Regions from separate parts of the Homo sapiens genome. Here region 1 is linked to region 2. A link is a loop called in an ENCODE intact Hi-C map of the cell type or tissue named here. Cell type or tissue: dorsolateral prefrontal cortex. All regions are shown on one strand.

Region 1 (2,500 bases), 410 kb after region 2:
ATCCAAATGACTCATTTCATCTATTAATATGACAAATTAACATGTTCTTATAAACCAGAACTACACAGGGTAAAAACAAAAATGTAACACTATGAAGCAAGTTTTGCCAAGTTGCCCATTTGTTCTCCAATATTTGCATTTTAAAGAGGTATAACTACATTATTGAATTCTTATTTTGACAAATATTTTAGTTGAATGCCCTCATAAAATCTCCGGTTTTCATAAATTCATGGATATTAGGGCTAAAAGTGTACATTAAAAATGATACATCTTGCTCTGAGACACTATACAGGAAAAAAATAACTTTTCAGAGGTGGATAAAAACTGAAAAAAAATGCTTTTAAAAATCTTTCAGTTTTTGAACTGGTATGATATTATACCAAAACTGTAAAACCCATTATACGTATAAACATAACTATATCAGTAGCATATGAAGTAAATTATGCACTTCAGTTCGCCAATGTGTAATATCATTTTTGATCATATGTAAATTTGCTATAAGAGGTTTTAAAAGGAATCTTTAAAAATATACCCCAAACTACAACAGATTTGTCATTCATGCACTGCTGAGCATAGAGGCCTAATTTTACCTTTTTGCTATTATTTTAAATTAAGGCACTTATCTGAAAGATCAAAACAGCTTTTACATTGGACACTTTGTGAAGGGAGATAGTGATAATATCTGGAGGAATATGGTAATTAGTCCTGTTGTGGAGGCACAGAGAGATGCCTCATGCATGTATTGGGAATCTGCAAAGACCAAATATAAAAGTATATCTCAAAGTTGGGAGGGTAGATTAGAAGGTGCCTAGTGATCTGGCAGAAACATTAAATAAAGCAAAAAACATTGCATTTATAAAGCAAGAACAAAGACATTTCCTTTTGCTTTGCTGGTAAAGAATATTAAAAGAGGACAACCTCCTTTTTGACAGCAGTTTTAAATCCAGCTTTTCATATTACAGTCCTTAATGAGGGACCCCACAATATCAGATGAAGAAAAACAAAGAGAATTTTTGATGAAAAAAAAATCAGGAAAAAGAGAGGGGATGACTGAGAATATGCAAACTTTGTCTGCAGTTGTTTGAGCACAGGCATAATGCTGAAGGGACTTTTTCCCTATAACTACCTATTAAGGAAGGCTGCATAACAAATAGCAGACTATCCCCTAAAGAGCTGAAAGGTAAAGTTCTCAGGAAGCCCCAGTAAATACTGAAATGATTTTTACTATTCCAAATTTAATTCGACATTTTCTTAGTGTGTGTATGGGGAGGGCGGAATACCCCCTTTGTGTCCTAAAAAGTGTCATGCAACACAGAAAGATCTCTCTGAAAGAAAACGCGTCTTACTTGACTAAACACTGAGCTCTCAGCGTGAAGAGAATAAACGCCTCAATGTTACACGCGGCCGTGTGGCAGAGCAGGTCCAATGCAGTGCTCTCACGCCATCTAGCGGCTTTGTGAGAAGTCTCTCTTCTGTGATCTCAGTGAGCCACTCCTGTTTGTATTTAAGTAGTGCCTATAATGCAAATGGAAGTGCAAATAGAAGAGAGAAATTGCCATAATTATTCAGAGAATTTGGACACAAAGTAGTTATTTTGCTTGAAAAATATAATTTTTCAGGATGAAATATTCCAGCAGTTTAAATACCCTGGCTTAAAATTTTTGGTGCCATTTTGGTTTAAGCGGAAGTGGTTTCAGAACTAGGGCCCTTCCTTTCACTTTTGTCTAATTATCTGCTACATCTCTTTCCTTTCTTCTTCTCTACTTTCCTTTATTTTCACATCATACTTTTCTTTAAAATTTCTGTTTTGATTTCAAATTTCTCAACGGCTTGAAGCTTTTTTTTTTTTTTTGCTTGTATTCATCAGGCTTTTATTTTAATAAAATGCCCCCTTTGGCATTCTAATTTGAGACAATAATAGGTAATAAAATCAAAGAACCAACTTTCTGCTTCTTGGAAACACCCAAAATAGTGCTATCCTCAGATACTCTTCCCCTACCAACCCTCAGATGTGCTGCCCTGCAAGCAGCACTTGGAATGTCAAATTGCAAAGATACTGTTTACAAGCTATTTTAGCCACTCTCAGAAATACAAGTTTCCACTGTCATCTTTGCAAAATGGCATTATACACACTATTTATATGAATAGAAAGTGTGCTTGAACTTTGCTTAATGAATCAATCTTCAACTAGTGTAAAGTCTACTTAACCAAAATGACGTTTCATTCTTTTCCTATTTGAGAGTTATTTCATAGGCCTAGGCATTCTCCCTTTTGATACCATTGAGTCACACATTTTAATATTACATTTATTATATCTACAGATGGAAACTCTTATACTCTGAAAATATAGTTTCCTTTTTGGATAATGTGAAAAATTAAATTTACGGTGTTTTCATTGAGATACCTTTTAATGATACAAAGAAGCTAATTTCTATATTTGTATAACAAACATCTGCATAGTATTAGTCATGAACCAGGATTAAAGTTTCTAAATCACCAA
Region 2 (2,500 bases):
TTATGAGAAAAACATACAGCTATGTTTGATTTTAGGAATGGTTACAGATCATGTTGGAGGGCATTCATTTATTGTTATTTGAAAATGACTTCACAAAGAGTGTTTTCTCTGGAATAATTTGGTTTGTACCCATTTGGTTATTTTTCAGTAAATACATGTTGAGTGCCTGTAATGTGCCATAGGCTGTTCCACACACCCTAGCTACAGCAATGAACAAAACAGCAAAATCTCTTCCCTCCAAGAGCTTAGCATCTAGTGGAGAGAATGCAGACAATAAATTAAGATGAAGAGTCTAATATAGGATATCTGGATGTGTATTGTTGTTGAGCTGGTGTCCCTGTTGGGGGAAGGAGGGTCTAGGACTTCCTCTTCTGCTATCTTGCTGACATCATTTTCCGTTTGGAATTACATCTTTAATATGTTAAAAGAAAATAGCTACTAATGTAGGATTCCATGGCTTTTAATAGAAAGACTTTAAAAAGAAAAACTAAGGAGATTTGTGGTCAGGATGAAGGGCAATAATCATAGATGAAGACATGGAAATGGACAAGGAAGACATTATAAATATTTAAGCAAATGGACAAAAAACAATTATTGAATGCCTGTGTTATTTTAAAATTCAGCATATTTAAAGTTCACAATAACAATGGAAAAGGAAAGGATAAATGAGGTTAAAACAATATGTTTTTAGCAGTATCATGAAAGTGTGAATGTAATTTGTATTGTAATAAAAGAATAATGTACACTGTAATCTCTAAGATAATCCATAAAAGAATCTATAACAAGTAAATAAAAGAAGGAAATGGAATAATATTAATTTAAAAGATGAAAACAAACCAGATGGGACTGAAATCAAAAGTAGTGGAAATGAATGCAACTATATCAGAAATTAGATTAAACATAAACAGAAAAGACATAGAATATCAACAAGAAATCTTGCAGTTAGAAGCAGTATGGAAACTCCACAAGGTGGCAGTTATGCATTGCAAAGGACACCAGCGAGCTTCCACCTTGGTGGGTTTGGGGAATTCCCGCACTGACTCAGAGTCTCCAAAAGCAGCATCTGCCCCTTTGCGGGCATCAGTCACAGCCCCTCTGCTCCCTCAAGCACCTGATCTTGTACCTACTTATTCTAAAGAAGAAAAGGACTTTCTCCAGGTAGAGGGAGGACAAGTGATGGAGGAAGGATGCATTCGGTTACTAGATGGGAGAGTAGCTGTGCCACAGCTGCTAGGAGCTGCAATTGTACTGGCTGTGCATGAAACCACCCATCTAGGTCAGGAGTCACTTGGAAAGTTGTTAGGCCAGTATTTCTACATCTCGCATTTGTCAGCCTTTGCCAAAACTGACACAGCGGTGTGTTACCTGCCGACAGCATAATGCAAGGCAAGGTCCAGCCGTTCCACCCGGCATGCAAGCTTATGGAGCAGCCCCCTTTGAAGATCTCCAGCTAGACTTCACAGAGATGCCAAAGTGTGGAGGTAACAAGTATTTACTAGTTCTTGTGTGTACCTTCTCTGGGTGGGTGGAGGCTTATCCAACACGAACTGAGAAAGCTTGTGAAATAACCCATGTGCTTCTTTGAGATCTTATTCCTAGATTTGGACTGCCCTTACGGATCGGCTCAGATAATGGGCTGGCGTTTGTGGCTGACTTGGTACAGAAGACGGCAAAGGTACTGGGGATCACATGGAAACTGCATGCTGCCTACTGGCCTCAGAGTTCCGGAAAGGTGGAGCGGATGAATCAGACTATCAAAAATAGTTTAGGGAAAGTATGTCAGGAAAAAGGATTAAAATGGATACAGGCTCTCCCTATGGTATTATTTAAAATTAGATGTACCCCTTCTAAAAGAGCAGGATATTCCCCTTATAAAATACTATATCATAGGCCCCCTCCCATATTGTGGGGACTTCCAGGCACTCCCCAAGAGTTAGGTGAAATTGAGTTACAGCGACAGCTACAGGCTTTAGGAAAAATTACACAATCTCAGCCTGGGTAAATGAGAGATGCCCTGTTAGCTTATTCTCCCCAGTTCACCCTTTCTCCCCAGGTGATTGAGTGTGGATCAAGGACTGGAACGTAGCCTCTTTGTGCCCACAGTGGAAAGGACCCCAGATTGTCGTCCTGACCACTCCCACCGCTGTGAAGGTAGAGGGAATCCCAGCCTGGATCCACCACAGCCATGTAAAACCTGCAGCACCTGAAACCTAGAAGGCAAGACCAAGCCTGGACAACCCTTGCAGAGTGACCCTGAAGAAGACAAGCCCTGCTCCAGTCACACCCGGAAGCTGACTGGTCCACGCATAGCCGAAGCATGAGGAAGTTCACTGTGGAACTCATTTTTTTAAATTTTGGACTTGTACAGTAAGGACTTCAACTGACCTTCTTCAGACTGAGGTAGGGTTAAAAAAAAAAAGTTAAAATAGTCTTTTTGTTTAAAAAGGACTTGTGTGTATAATGCCACCCAGTACAAGGTATGCAGCCCAGGAAGTGACCA

The links. A loop is a pair of places that touch in the nucleus more often than their neighbours do. Peaks named below come from ENCODE experiments on the same cell type or tissue, not always from the same donor. Only the 100,000 strongest peaks of a DNase experiment are listed, where the experiment ranks them.
Region 1: a loop joins it to region 2, with 12 times the contacts of the local background. A loop is called at or near these places in 6 of 110 quality-filtered maps.

What each region holds. Positions count from the first base shown.
Region 1 is chr5:87,780,265-87,782,764 of GRCh38, reverse strand. No RefSeq gene overlaps it. Among named protein-coding and RNA genes, the nearest start is that of LINC02144, 48 kb to the right of the region's middle. In dorsolateral prefrontal cortex, CTCF peaks have their summits at 1,237 and 1,448 (motif pointing left); a DNase peak (open chromatin) is centred at 1,424; H3K4me3 peaks cover 1,680 bases; H3K27ac peaks cover 2,500 bases.
Region 2 is chr5:88,189,137-88,191,636 of GRCh38, reverse strand. It overlaps a transcript of TMEM161B not described here. Among named protein-coding and RNA genes, the nearest start is that of TMEM161B, 78 kb to the left of the region's middle. RefSeq lists an enhancer at 1,337-2,500. In dorsolateral prefrontal cortex, a CTCF peak has its summit at 943 (motif pointing right); DNase peaks (open chromatin) are centred at 1,026 and 1,386; H3K4me3 peaks cover 1,118 bases; H3K27ac peaks cover 511 bases.